2 separate regions of the Homo sapiens genome follow, and region 1 is linked to region 2. A link is a loop called in an ENCODE intact Hi-C map of the cell type or tissue named here. Cell type or tissue: endothelial cell of umbilical vein. All regions are shown on one strand. Links, peaks and the distances in the headings refer to the core of each region. The heading gives the core; the rest is flanking DNA.

Evidence for each region. A loop is a pair of places that touch in the nucleus more often than their neighbours do. Peaks named below come from ENCODE experiments on the same cell type or tissue, not always from the same donor. Only the 100,000 strongest peaks of a DNase experiment are listed, where the experiment ranks them.
Region 1: it touches region 2 in a loop (7-fold over the local background); 5 of 110 quality-filtered maps call a loop at or near these places.

The regions. Positions count from the first base shown.
Region 1 is chr11:8,561,398-8,572,329 of GRCh38, reverse strand. All of the region lies in intron 1 of STK33 (serine/threonine kinase 33), which reads left to right. Among named protein-coding and RNA genes, the nearest start is that of STK33, 27 kb to the left of the region's middle. RefSeq lists an enhancer at 5,334-5,413. In endothelial cell of umbilical vein, for the core only: a CTCF peak has its summit at 5,535 (motif pointing right); a DNase peak (open chromatin) is centred at 5,569; H3K27me3 peaks cover 555 bases.
Region 2 is chr11:8,808,036-8,818,967 of GRCh38, reverse strand. It overlaps DENND2B (DENN domain containing 2B), which reads left to right and starts at 8,294. Exons shown (of 20, transcript NM_213618.2): 1 at 8,294-8,451. DENND2B-AS1 (DENND2B antisense RNA 1) reads right to left here. Exons shown (of 5, transcript NR_120590.1): 5 at 8,692-8,891. In endothelial cell of umbilical vein, for the core only: a CTCF peak has its summit at 5,196 (motif pointing right); a DNase peak (open chromatin) is centred at 5,207; H3K4me3 peaks cover 348 bases; H3K27ac peaks cover 284 bases.

The DNA.
Region 1 (10,932 bases), core at 1,839-9,838, 250 kb after region 2:
CTTTTAAGCTTAAGTAGGGCAGGTCTGGAGCAGTCTTTAGTCTAGGGATAATTTATCTCTGTTGTCAAGATGAAACCCTTCTGAAAATTCTACTTGCTGCCCTGTGTATTAAGATATCTTTCCTCTCTGTCTGGCAGGAATAGGAATTGTTCCCAAATCCTGTATGAGATCTGGGCGTTGTTCTGTCTTTTTCTTGCAAGGCTGTTTTCCTTCCTCTCCCACCCCCAACACGAGCCTTGGATAGTTTTTTTAAAATTAATTTTTAATTTTAAAATTAATTAATTAATTAATTTATTTTTTAAAATTAAAATTTAATTTTAATTTAAATTTTTTAAAATTAAAATTTAATTTTAATTTAAATTTTTTAAAATTAAAATTTAATTTTAATTTAAATTTTTTAAAATTAAAATTTAATTTTAATTTAAATTTTTTTAAAATTTTTTTTTTATTGTGGTAAAATACATATAAAATTGACATTTTAACCTTTTTTTTTTTTTGAGACTGGGTCTCGCTCTGTCGCCCAGGCTGGAGTGCAGTGGCGCGATCTTGGGTCACTGCAAGCTCCGCCTCCCGGGTTCACACCATTCTCCTGCCTCAGCCTGCTGAGTAGCTGGGACTACAGGCACCCGCCACCACGCCTGGCTAATTTTTTGTATTTTTAGTAGAAACAAGGTTTCACCGTGTTAGCCAGGATGGTCTCGATCTCCTGACCTCGTGATCCACCCGCCTCAGCCTCCCAAAGTGTTGGGATTACAGGCGTGAGCCACCATGCCTGGCCCCATTTTAACCATTTTTAAGTGTATAATTAAGTGACAGTAATTACATTCACAATTTGTTATAACCATCATCACTATTTCCAAAACATTTTTATCACCCCAAACAGAAACTCTTAAACTTTACTAGTAACTCCTTATTCTCCCCTCGCCTATCCCTAGTAAACTTGAATTTACTTTCCATCTCTATGAATTTGCTTATTCTAGATATTTCATATAAGTGGAATCATACAATGTTTGTTCTTTTGTATCTGGCTTATTCTAGTTAGCGTGCTGTTTTCAAGGTTTTTCCAACTTAGGTAGTTTTGGCCTCACATATGCTTGTATCAGCTCTTAGCCGAGACTCATGTGCATGCTCCTGCAGATTTCGGAAGCTGTCTTTTGTGCAGCTCTTACCCTCAACTAAGCTAAACTGCTGGGCTTTTGGGGAATTTGCTGCATTCTGGAAACTGCTTCTATGTGTTAAACTGGTGCAATCATGGAACTCATCATGTTTGCTTTCCCTCTCCCAGGTATTACAGTGCTGTGTCTTGTGTGATGGTCCAAAAACCATTGTATCATGTATTTTGTCCAGTTTTCTAGCAGTTTATGGCAGAAGGGTGAGATCTGTCCCCCGTTACTCTATCTTGATCAGAAGCAGAACTGTCCTCTGTGTCTGTGTGTGTGTGTAACAGCTTTTACTGAGATGTAATTGCCATGCAATAAACTACCTATGCTTAAAGTGTACAATTTGATTTTTATATATGTGCACATCCATGAAACTGCCAGACAATGAAGATAGTGAACATATCCATCACCCCCCCAAAATTCCCTTATGTCCGTTTTAATGTCTCCATCCTGCCTCTCTCGGCCCTCCTCTGCATTCTCAGGTAACCTCTGAATGCTTTTCTGTCACTGTAGATTAGTTTGCATTTTCTATGTAAATGGAATCATACAGTACTACGTGTGTGCACCCATAACTTACTCATTTTTATTGCTGAGTGGTGTTGCATTGTGTGGGTATACCACCATCGATTTATCCATTCACATGTTGTTGGACATTCATTTGGGTTGTTTCTAGTTTTTGACTACTACAAACAAAGCTGTTATATATTTGGATAAGGCTTTTTGTAGACATATGTATTTATTTTTCTTTGGTGATTACCTAAGATTGGAGTTATTCATTCATAGGATAGATTACATGTTTACCTTATAGAAAAGCTGTTTTCCAAAGTGGTTTTATCATTTTACATTCCCGCCATCAACAAATGAGGGTTCTTGTTGCAAGAACCTTACATCCTTCCCTAATATTTGGTTTTGTCAGTCTTTTAAACTTTAATCTTTCTGGACGATGTGTAGGGATGTCTCATTGTGGTTTTAACTTACATTTATCTAATGATTAATAATTTTTTGAAAATTTTATCTATTAATTGAACACTCATATATCCTTTATAAAGTATCTGTTCTTTTGCCTATTTTTTTGAAAACAGGTTGTCTTTTTATTTTTGAGTTGTAGGAATTCTAATTTTGGATACAAGTTTTTTTTAGATATATGTATTGTGAATATTTTCTCCCAGTCCGTGGCTTGCCTATTCGTTTTCTTTTATTTATCTATTTATTTATTTTTTTGAGACAGGGTCTCACTCTGTTGCCCAGGCTGGAGTGCAGTGGCACAATTACGGCTCACTGTAGCCTTGGGCTCAAGTGATTCTCCCATCTCAGCCTCCCGAGTAGCTGAGACCACAGGAGTGTGCCACCATGCCTGGCTAATTTTTGTATTTTTTGTAGAGATGGGGTTTTGCCATGTTGCCTAGGGTAGTCTTGAATTCCTGGGCTCAAGTGATCTGCCTGCCTTGGCCTCCCAAAGTGCTGGGGTTACCAGTGTGAGCCACCATTCCTGGCCACCTATTGATTTTCTTAATGGTGTCTTTTGAGGAGTAGAAGTCTTACATTTTGATGAAGTCTAATTTATCAGTTTTTCTCTTATGGCTAATGTTTTCTGTGTTCTTTCTAAGAAATCTTTAACTTACCTGAAAGTCATAAAAACATTCTGTGTTTTCTTCTAGAAGTTTTTAGTTTTAGCTTTTGCATTTGTGTGTATGATCTATTTCAAGTTAATGTCTGTGGGTGGTGTGAGATAGGAGTTGAAGTTCAGTTTCTTTTTTCCCTTATGGATATACAGCTGTTTCAGCACCATTTGTTGAAGACTTTTCTTGTGTTGTTGAATTGCTTTGCCAGCCTTGTCAAAAATCAGTTGACTTCTGTTTTCATTGATTTGTCTATTCTTATACCAATACCAAAGTGTCTTGATTACTGTGGCTTGATAGTGAGTCTTAAAACAAGGTAGTGTGAGTCTTCCAATTTTGTTATTTTTCAAGATTGTTCTGGCTTTTCTGGGACCTTTGCCTTTACTGATGCATGCTAGTATCACTTTGCCAATTTCTATAAACTGTGCAGCCAGATTGAGAATCATAGAATAAACCTTGGTAAATTCATGCCTTGTGATGTTTTTAAGAAGTCATTTTGGGGACCTTCTCCAGATAATATTCCTTGGGAGCACTGGGCTTTATTCTATTTGAATGTCTATGTCTTATAACTCCTAAAAAGGAAATTTATACTATACATACTTTTCCTTAGGTCTTTGCCTAGGTACATAGTTTCCTTGTCATCTTTAGTGTCTTTGGTGGAACTGAATTGTTACTGTTCCAATCTTAATAATATAAATGTTGCTTTAGTACAAGAAAAATAAGAAGGTAATATAGCACATAATCCATTAAGGTCTGTCTACAAAGGATATGTAAGGGAATAAGACTTTTTCTCTGTAGTATCAGAATCAATCTTCCTTCTGCTGCATTATATTTCCTAGACAGTTATTAGGGAAATGTTCAGGGCCACAGTTTTATGGAACTGTACTTAGTGAAGTATCAAATACTATAATAAATAGCTTTCTTGCTTTTATATTTCCAGATAAACTCAAGCTTTCAAAAAACTTCAAACGTCTAATTTTTGCTGTTATCTTGAAATACATGCTTTAATAGCACCACACTTATTGATGACTTTTAATAGCAGAGCGAATTATGTTACAATATGTCTGATGCTTTCTAGAAGTTGTCTGACCATACTGTGGTATTCATTTTTGTAATTGTTTTTGAGTTGTGGTTTTACATATATAATTCATTATCCACGATTTATGATCCCAGTTACATAAATCAGTTCTTTTTAGTCTCTTGTAGTAAATACATGTAAATGTTATGAATAATACTTTGGAGGAACTTTTATGCCATTTTAATGAGTTCATGTTTACATTGAATAACTGAATTGCAACTTGGAGTGTTCCCAGAATAGAAAATGTGAATTACTAAAATGAATTTGGGTACTTCAGGACTGTGATGGAAGGAACTAAGAACTGTATTTTATTTAGTGATCATATTGTTTTATGATAAAAACAAGCTATTTTTCTCTGGATGGCAATTATTTTGTACTAAGGAAGTACCTTGGAATTATAGACCATCTTTCAATTTTATGCACATTCCTGTAAGCTGAAAATAATTGCTGATTTGGATTTTCCTTGGAAAAAGAGGTGGAGACTATATTATTAACTTTGTAGGGAGGCATTTTTTAGTCATTAGTCAGATATATTGCTGTAGAAGCCGTTGAATATTGTTTTTAAAAGTTCAGAATCTTGTAATATAAGCCCAAAGAATAAGTTAATTATAGAAAAGTGCTACATTGTATGACTCAGATAATCTGAGACTGATGACTAATTTAGTGTGTAGCTAGGTGCTAAATGTAAAAGGAGTTCAAAGCCTGGAAAGACCCACATGGACTGGAGCTGTTAGTTTGTTTTTGGTTTAAAGGATAGAATCTGGTGTTATTCATCATGCCCATATTGGGACAATGAAAAGACTTCCCAGTATTTCCTACAAAAGGTTACCCAGGTGTAGTTATGTGCTTCTGATTTTCCCCGTTCCTCTGTTTATATAGGCATAGCTCATATATTTTGGGAAATGGGAGGAATAGCTGTATTGGTGCTATATTGGTTTGTTATAGCCAATCCCTAAAGAAATGTGTTCCTGTAAAGACTCTTTTGTTTTTCTTTATATTCTCTGAAATTATTATTTGCCTCCAGCCATAATTTCTTGCAGCCACAAATAGTAATAACTAATAATATTATAGCACTGAACTGTGTACCTTACTGTGTTCTAGATATGTTTCATATTTTGACTAATTTGATCTTCATGATAACCCCATGTGGTAGGTAATATTCACTTTTTCATTTTACAGATGGGGAGCCAGATAAACGTTACATAACTAGAAAGTGGCAGAGGTGAGCTCTGAACCAGAGTCTCTACTGTTAACCCTAGTCTATGCTTGAATTGACTTAAGAAGTAAATTTTATTAGTAATGTTTTAAACATTGTTATTATTATTATTATTTTGAGACAGGGTCTCACTCTGTCACCCAGGCTGGAATGCAATGGCTCGATCTTGGATCACTGCAACCTCTACCTCCTGGGCTCAAGCAGTCCTCCCACCTCAGCCTCCCGAGTAGCTGGGACCACAGGCACACACAACCACCCCAGCTAATTTTTTAGTATTTTCAGTAGAGTTGGGGTTTCACCATGTTGCCCAGGCTTGTCTCAAACCCTCCCACAGTGCTAGGATTACAGGCATGAGCCGCCACGCCCAGCCTTAAACATTATTTTAACAATGTCATAGGTTCGACAGTTATAACTGTATTAAAGTCCTGAGAAGCTCACTCAGTAATTTAAAAAATTTCCACTAGAGGTCAGTCTATCACTTGGCAATATAAATATTTGCTGCTTTCTTAGTGCAAAATTTCATTTACTAAATTAAAGAAGTATGCTGTGGAAGAGACTTGGGTAGCAGAATAGATTTTGAATTGGAAACATAATAAAAAGTCATCTTTATAGTAGTAAAAGCATGTATGACTATTACAAGATGCAATATTGGTTCAATTGACTGTTTGCAGAATTTAGTCAAGATATCCTATGAGATGCTATCTGGCACAGGAAAGGCTAATGACCCTGATCTTTAGTTGTTGCCTCTAAATGAACCACACATTAAACATTAGACCAATTTTGTGTTACTAGTACTTCAGATTCTTTTTCTTGACTCATTTAATTTAGTCAAGGACTTAAAATATACCTGGAGAGTAATGAAATAGTGAAAATATTGAGTGTTTACTAAGAGATATTCTGATAATTTTAAGACAATGTGGGTCTAAGATTGTTTAAAAAGTAGCCTAGAGGCTTTTATTTCTCAACTCTCACGTTTTGGAGATAACAAGGAGTTGAATTAAGATGCAGAAACTGAGGGTCTATTTAGAAGCTGCATTTTGAGGTAACTTCTTTGCTTGTAAATGCAGTCATATTTTGGAAGGATAAAATATAATTAATTAACTAGAGTCTTAACTTGGAAGGATTAAATATAGTTGGAGAGTCTAGCATGGTCCTGAGTATAAAGTTATTAATCAGTTGACCAATGATGTTATTTATATGTAAATAATGATTTTGGCTTCTGTAGGTTAAATAAAGCCTTTTAGGCAGCCTTCAAACTAACTGAAACAATCTGACTTGACTTCAGATTTGTCACACTGGAAATGAATGGCAACATGCGGAACAGGCCAGGACAGGGAGGGAAGTTACACAGGAGGGATGGGTCGGCAGAGTTTGTAAGTTTGGATGGGTAATAACTTAACCCAGGGGATTGTTGGTGGAGGAACGAGGGAGTCCTGTAGCTAGAGATAGGCAGAAGCAGACAGGATATTTGGGTTCTAGGTAAGCAAGGTGCATCTAAGACCTAAGAAGTCTTCAGAGGCAGCAGAGACGAACAAATGAACGTGAAGGTGAGAGTTAATGATTTCTAATGGTACCTATCCCTTACTGTGTACTTATTTATGTGCCAGGCACTGTGCTAAGAGCTTTATGTACATTATCTCTTTTTCTCCTTATCATAATCTTGTGAGGTAGGTTCTAATCCCTTTTCACAGACAAGATGACTGAGGCTGAATGAGTTTCAATAACTTGCCTTCAGTCGTAGAACTTGTAAATGGCAGAACTGATATTTGAACTCGGGGCTTATGACTCCGGCTGTGAAACTCTGTTATCGGATGCAGAAGGTATTTCTTTTTTTGCCCCAGTTTTATGCTGCCTGCAATGTAGAGATGGCCATAGGCTTATATCCAATGGGAAATTAACCCCATGGGTAAACCCCAATTACAACAAAAGCAGAGAGTTACAACTTCCAGGGAGATGGGGGTTGGTATTTTTGTTAAAAATGTGAAGTTTTTTAACCTTTGACTATAAATCATGGTGAAAAACCTATATCCTCCATGTAGCGCTGATTAGATGGTGGCGAATCCATCTCCTGTACTTTCACTACTTTGTTATTTTTTTTTCCTCTTTTCTAAAATCCACTAATTATCTTACTAGGTGTTCTCTCTGTTGGCTTGGTTTCTCATAAATGACACTCCCGGAGATGCCCTCTCAAGGGCTTTCTAGAGTCATAATAGGAAGAGTAGTGGGCAAACCTAAAAGGAAGTTTAGGGATCACTAATTTGGTCTGTCAGTGTACTTTTGTCACTTTATTTTTACACCTGCAGGCAGCAGTGCTTCTGAGACCTTTTAGTCCTTTAAAGATAGCTTTGATCCTAGATCTCTTTCTGCTTAGGATATGTTTTTGAAGGGATGAGGACAGAATGTCAGCTTTCTTCTCCTAAAGGCACCGGTTGTTGAATTTCCCCTGTAATCTGGGACTTTCATCATTTCCTCCATGTTGATGGTGGCGCTAGACCTGGGGAATAGCATTTATCTTTTGTTTTTTGACCTAAGTGACAGGTTAATGGTGAAAGGTCCATCAGCTAAGAATGCTTTTAATAAGGCCCTCTTTTTTGTGGTTTAGCCAGGGTCCATCTGTGGTTAACTGCAAAAAGTATTTCCCAAGTTCCTTCAGTCTTTTCTTCTGAAGTTGCTTGAAGGTGATACTTAGGAAGAGTACATTCACATGCTATACAAGGGCAAGCAAATGGAAAGTTCTCTTTCTATATCTTTTTATCTCTTGGGTGAAACTTTGATTTATTTTGACAAAATAATACAGAATTCTTAACCTAGCAGTATAAAGTAACACCAGATTCACAAGGGGCAAACTCTTCTCAGCAGAGCAGGCTCAGCAGAATTGCGTAAGGCCAGAGTGCCTGCTTTCTTCCATAAGGCTTTGGGATTAAATTTATTCATCTCTGTTTTTAATCCATCAATGCCCAAAGTCATCTGTCTCTTCTATTTGCTATTTCATAGAGAAGGAAGCCATTTGATGGGAATTTCCTAAATTCCCTACAACCAAATCTATATACTTACTTCCACCTGTTAGCATCCATCTTCTTCAGATAGCTTTCCAGCTGGCCTGCCTGCTACTTTACACTCTTGATTCTCTTACATCCTGCCCCTAAAGTCATATTTTACAAATAAAAATCTGATTATGCCACTCCGCTCCTGAAAAAGTGTTTATTTGCATGCTTGTAGGATAGAGCCTCAGATCTTTAACATACCTTATGAGGCCCTATAGATATTGCTCCTTGTCTACCTCACCATCTTTGACTGACAGCAATGTAGCTCTTTTTTTTCCCCACAGTTCAGCCATACTGGTCCCTTTTAATTTCCTCAAATCTGCCAGGTTTCTTCCTGGCTCCTCTTTTTGGAATGCATTCCTCACTTTCCCTGGCCAACTGATTGCTGTCCTTCAGGTCACTGCTTGTGTTACTCTTTCTGGGAAATCCCAATATAGTCATACCTCTTGTAATTATTAAGTTAGTGACATTATTTTCCAGGTGTTTTTATTACCAGGAAATTCAGTTCTCACTCTTGAGGACTCTTCCTTCACTTTGTGTATTATGTAAGAACTGGGGGTTCCAAAGGGTTAGTCTCATGTACCATGTGGAGGGTGAACTTGAAATCCGAAAAGTACAATATAGCTGTTGCTGATAAAGACTGTTGCTATTGAAGAATGGTCCTGCACAGCCCAAAGGGACTGATTATTTATGATGACCTGCCCAAGATGTAGAAGTTATATTTTACATTCATATACCTACAGACTTACGTTCATACACTTAGTCATTGTTTCTCAAAGCATAATTTTGTGTCATGGTGGTTATAGGCTGGGTTAGAGTCACCCTTCCTCATGATCCCCTGGGCTGGATTGAGCTTGGGACACCAACCCAGACAGCTCCTGCCTAGTGAGTATTCTTTTGGTGCCATTTGTATCCCTTCTTGCCAGAAGATTTTGGTCAGGGCAATGTTAGGTTTACTCCAACAGCTAACTTTGAATCCCAAGGAACACTCCCAGAAGGCCTATGGGTATCCCAAGAAAAAAGATAGTTATTTCTAGGTTGTATGCCCAAGGAAGGCCCTACTTACCCAGATACAGGGTACTTACTCATTTTTGCAATCTGTCACTATGGGAGGCGACTTAAGTGACTCTTCACAAAATAAAGTGAGCTTCAAGGAGACTTTTGCCTCTCCTTGAACTGAGAAGCAACTCAGAGATTCTTTAGCTAGAATAATCTAATCCATAACACTTGGGGACTCTAATCTCTGCTTAAACAGCTACCCCTTTACTTACTTATTGATCTGCTATTCTTGTGATTTTTAAAAATAGTAATAGTCTGTTTTCCCCACTATAATGTAAGCTCCAAGAGGGTAGGAACTATTTCTGTCTTCTTCATTGCTGTATCTTCAGTGCCTCCCAAAGTGCCTTGCAGATAGTTAATATCCTATGCATATTTGATGAATGAATGAACTTTAAGTTTTCCAAAGTAGAATTGTAATAGTAACTATTACTTCTAAGAATGCAGAAGATATTCAGAAAAGTAAAGCCATACTAACCATATTCCTTATCATGAAACTAATTGAGAATCAACAAATAGAATGAAAAGCAAACAAAAAAAAAATCTGTGAAACTAGGAAATGGCTCAGTTCCTAGCTATGGACTAGAATCTAAGAGTATAATGAAATATGGATGAAATCAAAGGGGATGCTAAATTCTGTTATACACTGTTTAGACTGTAAACAGAGTGCAGATTTCACTGAAAGTGGGGGGCCATGAGTATCCCATCCTGTAAGGTTTTCGTGTTGGGACACGCCATGGGAAAACCTGGAAAATCCCCAAGGAAGCCAGTGCAATATCTCAAAATGGAGACAGAGAGAAAGAAAGAGAGAGAGAGAGGAGAGAGAGACAAGAGGACAGTATCTTTTGATTTCTAACCTGCAGTGAAGTGGAGAGGAAGAAAGAAGAAATGACAATGAGCTATGTAGCAGTTAACTGAATCAAATGAACATAAATGAATAACTAATAAATTAGCAAACCAAAGCTAGTTAACTGCTTTACTCTAAGCATGCAGAATGAAGTACATTTCAGATTAAGAATTATTTTAGTAAACAAATTCTTGAAAAATACATCTGTATTCACTTAAAGAAATTGAAGGGGAACATAGAATTTTTAGAAATTGGAGTTAAGGAAAGCAAGGCAATCCCTCTCTGGTGGTCAGTCATAGGATGTGAGGCTTTATAGCTGTTGGCAGCCATGTTCTGTGCCTTGTGGGAGAAATTGGTCTGTCTATGATACTGACAGCCAAGCCAACACATTGAAGCAGAAATAAGAGACAAAAGAAAAATAGCCCTAGTTGAGATAAGCAGTCCTGGTGGCGTTCAAGTCTGTGGTTCCAGTTATCCCTCAGGCTCAGTTACACTTTATACATTTCCTAAAGTTATATGAGGTACTGCATTGTCTTTCTGATAAATTCTTTTTATCTAAACTATTTCAAGTTAGGCTTATGCCATAGGCTTTCAACTAGGAATTCTGTATGATATGTAGATAATACAGGCAGAGAAGATCCAACATATGTGTTATTGGTGTGCCTGATAGAGAGTAGAACGAATGGACAATAATTTCAAATATATCATGGGGAAAAGACCACCAGAGATTAAACGGATTAGTAATCTGCAGATTCAAAGAACACAGAATTCTAAAAGAACTGAAACAGGATGATCAATATCAAATAAGTATGTAACAGTAAAGTTACTTGTGCTTCAAGATTAAAAAAAAGAATCGCCAAGCATCCAGACAGGAAAAGCAAGTCACCGAAAGGGGGAAAATGAGACTGGCTT
Region 2 (10,932 bases), core at 2,053-10,052:
ATTAAAAACTTAAAAAAAGTTTGTCCATATACCACTTATAATCATCTTGTATACACACCCCATCTTGGACACTCTGGACTACTGTGAGGTGTTAAGCATCAAATGGTCTAGGTTCTGTGGTGACATTATTAATACCCTTTTTAGTTGGATTGATTAGTTGGTTGGTTTTATTAGTTCATTCATTTAAAAATTTATTAATTGTACGTGGTACACAGCCCTAAGCTAGAATTCAGAGTTAAGACATAGTTCTTTCTCTAAAGAATATTACAGCTAGCAGGAGAATTAAGCTGAATGAGCTTTGGTGCAGTCACACAAGGCAGTGGGGCATGGCTGGCATTGGAGTGGCAGCCTGTTCTGAGGAGTACTGGGGGGTAGGGCTAGAGAATCAGTCTAGCCGGGGAGAATGAGGGGAGCTAGGATTGAGGAGGTTGGCACAGTCTGGGCTCACACTTCCTACAGCCTTGCCCAGATCTTACTCTTAGGGGTACTTCTTTCCCAGGCTGAAGGTATTTTCTTGGGTAGATCATAGAAAAGCAGCTTGAGTCCACATTCCTCTTAATACCCTACCTCTTCCCTTTCCCTCCACTTTGCACCTTGCCTCCGCAATCCTGAAGATTTTAATCATGGTAGGTTAAGGTCATTGTTGAACTCAGAGTTCTGAGCTAGCTAAGCTTGGAAAGCCTATTATTATTATTATTATTATTAGAGACAGAGTCTCACTGTGTTGCCCAGGCTGGAGTACGGTGGTGTGATCTCAGCTCACTGCAACCCCCACCTCCCAGGTTTCAACTGATTCTCCCACCTTAGCCTCCTGAGTAGCTGGGATTACAGGCGCCTGCCACCATGCCTGGCTAGTTTGTGTATTTTTAGTAGAGACGGAGTTTTGCCGTGTTGGCCAGGCTGGTCTCAAACTCCTGACCTCAAGTGATCTGCCAGCCTTGGCCTCCCAAAGTGCTGGGATTACAGGTGTGAGCCACCACGCCCGGCCAGAAAGCCTATTTTAGAAGGGTAAAATGGTGCTTTCATGGGGATCTAGGGTATTGCTTCCTTGATCCAGTCTTTCCTGGCTGGAAGCCTATGTTTATGTGGCCCAGTGTTAACATGCTCCGACTTAATAAGGGACAGTGGTCAGGGGCCTGTGGATTTGAGAGATTTCAGAAAATTGGCTTATATATTAACGTTATCACAGAGACTCCAAGAAACTGAAGCAAGCTGTGAGTACCTATGTTGTGAGTATCTGGACATTGAGCTTTATACGGAGGGTTGTGAGCTGAGCGGAGGTGAACTAGGGCTGGATGACTGGCAGACTGAAGGAGAGGGGGCGCAACCTAGCATGAAGGTGTGTGGTAGCTGCTTCACTGCAGGGCTGTGGGGTCTAGAAGAATTATAGACTGAATTCCACACTTCCCTAGTTCAGAGCCTTAAGGTCAGGGGTGGGGTGCTGGTGGTAGGAGAGGCAGGGGGAATTAGGTCAGGAGTAAGGACCTGGGAAAACTTCCTATCATAAAACACTAGGACTTGACCACAGAATGGGTATTTCTCTGCCTTCCTAGGAAGGCTGTGCAAGCAAAGTTTGTGTGGCAGTGGTCAACACTGTGCAGGTCCTGCCAGATGTGGCTTCCAGGTGGAGGGGGCCCAGGATTGCCATCTTGAGGAAGACATTTGTTTTGTTGATCTGAAGGCCCTCATAGCACCCAGGTAGAGAATGCTTGATTTGCAGTAGACAGATTGTCTTCCAAGAGAACTTAGGTATTGTCAGCTGTTCAATGTCTGCTTTGTAAAGGCAACTTTGTCTCAGACTTATGGATAGGGGTGAGTCTGAGCAAGGACCTCAGCAGGAGCCTTAGTCCTCTTCCAGGCCATTTCCTAATTTCCCCATTCTGTAATTTAGCACCTTTCTTCTCTGTCCAGCCCTCCTTAGGCAGGAAGCCTGAGTCTTCCATTTTTTTTCTTCTAAAAAAGGCTACTGTTCATTGGTGATGGACCTCTGTCTGATCCCAAAGCCCCAAGCCCGGGGCTCTGCTGAAAGGAGTCTTTCTGCTGCTTTGGACTTAGAAAGCAGTAGGACTGGGTGACTGCGTAGAATGATGCAGTAGGACAGTCAAGCCGAAGGATGCTTGAACAGCTAGTCCAGCCCTCTCATGTGGAGGAAAAAGCAAAGGCCCCTAAGGGAGACAGGGACTTGCCTAGGATTTTACCATTCCAGAAAGCTGGAAGCCAGGACTGGGCTCCAGCCTGCTAGCTGTCTACTCTTGAATTTTAAAAGCTTCCCTCTTGACCACATTGCCATTCACAGGCAGAAGAGGAAAACTGTAAAGCCCTTAAGGGCTCTTCTATAAATGGCAGCTAGAACCCAGTGTAGGAGAATTGGTGGAGAGGAATATGTTTGATTCCCCCCACCTTTTTTTTTTTTTTTTGAGACACAGTTTTGCTCTGTCACCCAGGCTGTAGTGCAGTGATGCGATGATGTCTCTCTGCAGCCTTAACCTCCCAGGCTCAAGCGATCCTCCCATTTCAGCCTCCCAAGTAACTGAGACCACAAGCGTGTGCCACTATGCCCAGCCAATTTTTTAAAATTATTATTTGTAAAGATAGGGTTTCCTTATGTTGCCCAGGCTAGTCTTGAACTCCTGGGCTCAAGCAATTCTCCCACCCCAGCCTCCCAGAGTGCTGGGATTACAGGTGTGAGCCACTGCACTTGACCTGATCACCCATTAATTTGGTAGAACTGGATGTTTTCAGTGGGAATACCACTGGACCCCAGTCTGGGGGGCATTAGAAACTAGGCTTCCCAGAGGCATTTGAAATTAGACTGCCATTTCTTAGGCATTCTAAGATCCAACCAATAATATTGAAAGAACAGCCCATTTTACTTGAATTTCTTTGATCCCAAAGTAAGGAATGACTTGAAAAGATTTACTCTGTTCCTGTGTTTTCAGGTTCAGAATTTCAGTTGTCTTTAAAGAGACAAGAAAGTACTATAAACCCCTCTAGTGACCTAATCCAAAATCCGATTTACATATATGTATTTTCTTGTACAATGTAGGTCCATCCACTCAAATTCCCTCACCTTAAGAGAGGAAATAGCTGTTTCTGTTTGTTTGTTTGGAGAGTCTTTTCAATGATTCGTTTATCTCACACACACTTATTGCATACATTGAATGAAATACTAAAGTGGATACACCTCGAGGAGCTCAGGTCTGTGGGGGAGACAGGTGTGCAAGTAACAGTGATAAAGTGATATCAACGCTATAGTAAAGGCATCTTTAAACTGCTGTTGATTTGCAGAAGAGACAAACAGATTCTATCAGGAGATTGAAAAATATTTTACAGAGGAGGTGATAAATGAGTTGGACCTTGAAGGCAGTAAGATTTTGTTAGTGGGGGAAGGAGAGGCATTCAGATAAAGGTAACAGCATGAGCCATAGAGGGAGGGAGAGGAAAATGCAGGCAGTGTTCAAAGAACCAGGCAGTGCACTGTGGTTGTGCCTGTAATCGGGTGGTTGGTAGCAGGGGAGGTGTGGGCAAGAGATGAAGCCAGAGGATTTCAGATTTGGGTGGGAGCGTAGGCCAGAAGAGGGAACGTTGGATGTAGTCACACTGCTGTTGGTGTTACTTAGACCTTCATTTTTCCACCAGACTGTAGTGTTCAAAATTCTTTTTAGTAAGAGAACCCTTTTTTTCTGAACTTTTTACAACCATCTCCAAATTATGAAACATAAGACTTTTTTTTTTAGTAAAAATGTATTTTTTTACAAGCACAGTGTCTTGCACCATGGAGGGGAGAGGAGGTGTTTTGTCCTTGGAGCTGCTGGCCTGAGAGAACCTTGTCATCGTGGGAGCTGGGCCATTCCTACACAGTGGTCTGGCAATGACCCGGTGGTGGTGGAGGCCTGTGAGTGGGCACTGGTAATGGGAGCAGCTGTAAAACCCTGGAGGGCAGCCCCAGGAGAGTGACCTTACCAGGAAAGTTCTGGGAAACAAACCACAGGGAGGCTTTACAGGAATTTTTGGTTGTGCCCACAGGCAAGGCACATGAGGAAAAGAAATGTAATTATAGTTTGTAAGTCGATGAAAAGAGGCAATGAGTGACATGAAATAGCTGCTCTAAGTTTCTTCTTCCTGTCGGACAGGAAGAAATGGGGTTTTATGCATTTCATTCAGCAGATATTTATTGAGTGCCAGCTGTGAGCTGGGCCCTGCACAAAGTGCAGGGAATATTGGTGGTTAGCAAAATAGTCAAGGTTCGTATCCTAAGGAACTCTTCTGAGGGAAGACTGAGATTAAGCAGATAACTGTATAAATGCATAATTACACAGCATGGTGAGTGCTCTGAAGGATAAGTGTGGGGAGCCTCATTTAGATTGGAGGATTGTGAAAGTCAAGAGACAGGAGAGTCAAGGTGAGGCAAGGTGAGTAAGAGCTATCCAGGCAAAGACTGCTTGGTAGGGGAGTGTCCCAGCAACGGGAAACAACCTGGAAAAAATATGACACCTCAGGGGAACTAAAAGCAGTTGTATGTGGCTGATGCACAGACAGGGAAGGGCAGGAAGTGTGCTGAAAGAAGGCAGGAGGAGAATCATGCTGGGCCTTGTAGGTCCTGGTAAGAAGTTAGATTTTATCTTAAGTGTAGTGGGAAGTCAATGAAGTGTGTTAAGCAGGAAATGACCTGATCTGGTGTTAAAAAAAAAAAAAAAAAAGGTGATTCAGACAGCTCTAATGACTTTGTGAGGGGAGAGTGGAAGCTGGGGCAATTAGGAGGTTTTTGCAATAATTAAGGTGAGAGATGGGTAGCATCAGAGGTGGAGAAAAGTGGACAGATAAAAGATATATTTTGGAAGTAGAATTGTTTGCAGTTGGGAAATGGGTTGGATGTGGGCAGAAATAAGAAGGGAGAGTTGAGGATGTCTCCCAGGTTTCTGGCACATGTATGCTTGCAGGCCTCTCAGTAGACAGCAGAGAGCTTATATAAGGTTGTCAAATCCTTATCCTTCAGAAGGGTCAGGTAGGATTGGTCTAAATCCAGCCTTGCAGAGGCAGTGGTGGGATTCAGCTGTCCCTGACTCTGCCCAGTTCAAGGAGTGTGTACACAGTAGCATTACCCAAGCAGGGATTCCAGTTCTCTCAGTAATGGGGCCCTTCCTTTGTCCCTTCCCCCAGGACAAGGCCCTAAGGAACCTCCATAACTCCAGCATGCCACTAGGGGGAGCATGGCCCGCATTCTGGGTCTGGTTTGGAGGGCTTCTTAAGTTTGGATTACTTCAGGAACTGACTTGTATCAGTTCTAGTACTCAGTCCTGACCCCTGGCCCCTCATACTGCTTAAAAGAATGCCTGGCATATGGTAGGTGCTCAACAAGTGTTAACTGATGTTACTACTGTATTATTAATATTATCTTATTATAGAAAGGGGTGGGATCACCCCTTCTTTCTCAGGATGGAGACTGGGCAAGTGGAATGTGCATTTTGAGGATCAGGAGGAGAGCAGAGGGATGCCTTTTGGACAAGGAAGAGGCGGAAATTTAGTGATTTGATGATACTGCATTTGCCCTTCTGTCTTGTCTTTCTTTGTCTTTCTTTGTAGACTTGGGATTCTTCAGCTGGGGCTTGGGTGGGGTTGGGGATTTATAGTGGGTGATTAGGTTCACTCCCTTTCAAGCTCTGATTGCTTCACTAAAGCAGTAGTGCCCCCCATTTAGGATTTGTGCCATTCTGTCATTTCCTGTTGGATTTTATAACACTTTCCTACCTTAACTTCTGGTATATATTTACCTTTTAAACTCAAGTCAATCAGAATCTTGTTTTGAGAATGTTGTGATATGCTGGAAATTAATGAAAAAAACCCACTAGATTCTGCATAGGATGTTGCATTAAAGATTCTATCAGGCTGGGTGTGGTAGTACACACCTATAATCCCAGCTACTCAGGAGTCTGAGGTGGGAGGATTGCTTGAGCTCAGGAGTTCAAGACCAGCCTGGGCAACATAATAAGACCTCGTGTCAATAAATAAATAAATAAATAACATCAGGACCTTTTTTTTGGGAGCACTGTTTTTGGGAGCAGCATTGGAAAATATCCTCCTTAAGCCTCAGTGTCCTCATCCTGGGGAGGGTATTAACTGTCCCAGTGTTTTTTGTTTGTTTTTGGTGAGGAGTTGTCAAGAGGAGTAAAGTTCTTAGTTCAGTTCCTGACTTGAGAGTGCTTTCACGGACAGCATCTCTTCCGATGCTCAGTCCCAGCCCTGTCAGTAGGCTCTGTAGGTGGAAAGGGGGAAGTCATGGGACTTGCCCAATGGCACATGGCCCGTTAGTGGTGGAGTCAGGCACTGCCAAGGTCTTCTGACCCCTGGTGCTGTTGCAACCACTGTGCTTAATGTACTCAAGAGACTTGAAAGGCTTGGGGATTGTTTCTAGATTTTATTTCCTGGTTCCATGACCTGGGGCAAGTAATTTTACTTCTGTTGTAGAATTAAAAAAAAAAAATCTGTTAAATTAGTATAATAATGCCAATCCTAACTTTCAGACCTGTCATGTTGAACAGACGAGCCAAGATTTTGAGAGTCGTTTAGAAAAGTGCAAGGTCACATATAGCTGTAGGGTAGGGCTTTTTCTCCGAGCTGTGCATCAGGACGTTTTACATCTTAGAGATGCTGTCTTAAGGTCTTTAGGCTGAAAGGATGGTAGTCAGCCTATCTCGCCACAACTTACAAGGATTCTCCACCTTCCCTTGGGAGCCCAGCGTTATCTCATAACCAGTTATCAAAAAGTTGACAGTTTTTGAAATCAGGTGGCAATATACTTTAGTTGAAAGTGTGCTGGACTAGGGCGAACTTGGCTGATCTCTTAGTTCTTTGACTGCCTAACTGTATAAGTGCAGATCAAATGTTTAATCTCTCTGAGTCTCAGTTTTTCCATCTATAAAATGGTCATAAGGCCAGTATGCTGGCTCACGCCTGTAATCCCAGCACTTTGAGAGGCTGAGGCAGGAGGATTGCGTGAAGCCAGGAGTTCAAAACCAGCCTGGGCAACATAGTGAGACCCTGTCTCTATAAAAATAAAAATTAAAAAAGTAGCCAGGCGTGGTGGTGCATGCCTGTAGTCCCAGCTACTTCAGAGGCTGAGGCAGGAGGGTTGTTTGAGCCCAGGAGTTTGATGATGTAGTGAGCTATGATTGCACCAATGCATTCCAGCTTGGGCAATGGAGCAAGATCCTGTCTCTAAAAGAAATTTAAGAAGAATAATAAATAAACTTGAAAAAATGGTCATAAAAATATCTGTGCAGTGTATTTCAAAAGGTTATGAGGATCAAACAAAATGATACATGTAAAAAGAATGTTACAAAGCAGAAATGTATGCTGGGTAGGGGGGAGAGGAAGGGACAGGATGGGGATGGGGATGGGACTAAACTTAGGGGGTCTGCCGTGTCCCAGGGACTGTGCTCATTTTCTGACAGGAGCAATATTATTACCGACTGTGACAGCAGCTCCCACTAAGCCTGCACCTTAGCTGCAGATCCTTAGCAGGGCAGAGAGACAAGGCTGTATTTGTATCAGGTTTGTCGTCTGGGTTGTGACTCTCGACTTGCCCAGGATTCTTCCTGGTCCTGACCGAGTTGTCTTTGCTCTCCATTTCAGGAAGATGAGAGACTGCTTAGGCGCCACCACTAGTACCATGAGTCCCTGCACTGGTTAAAGCCATCGCCACAACCTGGACAGGCAGCAAGGTAAGCAGAGAGGCCAGTCCAGGCGAGCTCCTGGGATGTGAGTGCATTTCCGCCCCAACTGCTGCCCGGAAAAATCCCAAGTGCACAAACAAGTCAAGGCAGCGCATCAGGGTCCCTCCTACCCGAGCTCCAGGACCCAGAGGAAGCTGGGTCCCCTTCAAGCGCTTCAGCTAGCTCCCTCCCCCCTGGCAGGGATTCTTCCAAGTTATAAAAAATGAGACACTGGAGGGGAAGAAAACAAGTCCACTCACTGTCTTCTCCCTTCTCCCCTCTGAGCTGTTCAAGCAAGTTCCCAGGAGCAGTTCAGAGCCCCTGTTGGACTGGAAGGGAGGTAGGAGGAGTGGAATGCATGCAAAAACCGAGCTGATCAAAAGACAGTGCTGTTTCATGGAAGCCTCCCAGAACTGAGAGAGAGAGAGAGAGAGAGAGAGAGAGAGAGACAGTGAGAAAGAAAGAAAAAGAGAGCGCCCTTGTGCACGCGCTAGGCCAAGAGCGCGCCGCTGTGCGCGCGCCCGCCTAGCGAGGACAGGGTCTCCATGACAACCGGCCTGGCCGGCTAGCAGTGCTCTGCTCACTTGGCTGCGAGGAGCGCCACGAAAGGTCAGAGGAAGGAGCTGTGGGAAGCTCGCAGCAGGTATCGGAGCTTAAGCCAGTGGATTTGGGGGCCCTGGGCTCCCTAGCCGGCTGCGGTGTGAGAATGGAGTGGGCAGGAAAGCAGCGGGACTTTCAGGTAAGGGCAGCTCCGGGCTGGGATCATTTGGCCTCCTTTCCTGGCCCTTCTCTCCGGCTGTTTTCTGGGAGTCAGGCGAGTGTCTGTAGTCTCTGCTCGGGGTTTGGGGCTCAGGAATGATGTCATGCTCCAACAGTTGGATTCTATTAGCTTAAGGAGGAGGGAAACAGCCAATTTTCTTGACTTTGCAAATCTAGCTGATCTCACTCTTGCTGAATCTGAGGTGTTTAGACTTCACTCTAAAAAGCATCATTTTACTTTTATTTAGCACAAAGGCACAGGATATTTTTACAGGAAGAATCTTTTATATGGAAAAATCTGAGTTAACATCACTCCCGTGGTGTTTGTAGTTCTTACAGGGAAACTCCAGTGCCTTTTGAGCCGCTTGTTCGTCCTAGTGAACACTGTCTGTTTTGTCTCTTGGTGCTGCTATGTCTGACCTGTAATGGAAAAAAAAAAAAAAAAAAGGCTAATTAAGCTCAGCCAGGAGCCTGTGGTGAGTTCCAAGTCCCTCTAGAGCATTTATTAGGACAGAGGGACTGTCACAGGGATGCCTGAGCTGGGGTTTTGCACTCTCTCTCTTCCAGGCAGCTTGGTAAGAATCAAGCTGTCCTCCCACATCAAAAGGTCGATCACAGACTTTCCTAAGAGGTGGAGGAGGGGGCTGGCTTGGGGTTGGGGGGCCTGCAAACAGGTTTCTCATCCAGATGTCCCAGAGTGAGCTCTCAGCAGCAGCTGCTAAGAGCTGGGGAACATGAGGCACTGTAGTTGTGCCGGGTGGATTCCTTTGGTTACATTTTGACCAAATCTCAGGGCACGCAGTGTCCACGCTGTGCACTCCTACACTGATTGTCCTAAGTTTTGGTAAAACTTGTTCTGACCTAGAGGAGTGGTACATGGTGAGCTGTGTGGCCTTGGAAAGGAGACCCTCCCAGAAAGGCAGTTTTATAGGTGATAGGGTAGTGGGGTTGTCAGTAATATTATGAGGAGGATGAATGCAGCAAACACTTCCTGCAACGGAGACCCATCAGGGGTTGTGCTTCCACTTGAGCCATGTTATGTCTTAAATTCACTTCTTGGCCTCAGGGAACTTTGCAAATGCCTTTGGTTTCTCTGTGGGATGAGGGAACAGCTGCTGTCCTGGTTCTTCAGTTTTTCTTCTTGAACTTTCTGAACAGAATGTCTTTTGTATTCTGGCAAACAATGAGGGGGCATTCTGATTAACTTCGGATCAGCTTGCCAATGCAAGCACTGGCCATGTCCCCAGTTCCGGCTCCCTAAAATGAGTACATGTATACATCGTGGTTGTGGCCTGAGGGTCCACAAGGGTGAACTCCATGGCCCTGGACCTCAGACGGTCCACTTCTGAAGTTATTCCTCTTGCTACATACACTCCAGGGATCCTTTGCTTAGTTGAAACCTACATTTTGCTGGAGGGATGTGGCATAACACTGAGCCAGTGGCCCCTTCAGTTGGCAGTGTAAATCCAGAACCTCAGCCTTCTTTTCTACTTGTGTGTGTAGTTGGAGCTCTTCAATTTTACCATCCCCACATCTGTGAAGAGGGCTAGCAGAGACCCAGTTTCAGGAGCTGCTGCTCCTTCTGTTGGTATAGCAGAAAGAATAATGGATTTGGGTTGCTAGACTTGAGTCGACGGCTAGATTCTGTTCCCATAGGGCGGCCACGGGCAAGTATCTTAACTAATAGGAGCTTCAGATTCTTACCTGTGAGATGGAGGTAATAAGAACAACTTCACAGGACTGTTGGGAGGAGCCAGTGGGATAACTTCCATGAAAGTAGTTTGAAACAAGTCACGTCCTATCTAACGAACCGTGTTGTGAATTGAAGCTTGAGGAATGACCCAACTCTCTCTGGAAAGTCACTTTGCCTCTCTGTTCTGGTTCTCTCATTTTATAAAGTGCCTTCTTCCTTTCTGCATTTATAAGTAAACATGAGAAAAATCTGAAAAGACTTCTTCAGGATGTTTAAGGAAACAAATGTTGCTTTCCTTGGGTTGGGTCGTTTCATAAGAGTGATGTTTGCCATAAAACTGGAGCCTCATAGACGATCCTGCAGGGAGGAAGCTTTCCTTGGTCACCTGACTCATGTGTTTATATATAGTATAGAGGAGAGGTATTCCAAAAGACCCGTCGCTTTTCCTGTGTCCCACAGCTGCCTGTAGAGTTGTGGCACCATAAACTTTAGCAGCTGGAAAAGAGGCCAGGCCTGGTTCCCTCATCCTGCTGGGTCCTGCTGGGCACACTCTGCAGTGGGCAAAGGGGTCTTTCTCCTTCATTCTGGGTTTAGAAGGCAGGGTTCTAACTGGGAGAAAGTGTTATTGCTCCGAAAGGCTTCTTGGGGGCTGGGCAGGTCTTTCAGGAACTCATAAGGCCACAGCTTATGGGGAAAGAAAAAGAAACAAGGAAGTGGGAATTCCAAGGGCAGAGATTCTTGATATGCCATGGGACTGTGCCAAGGAAT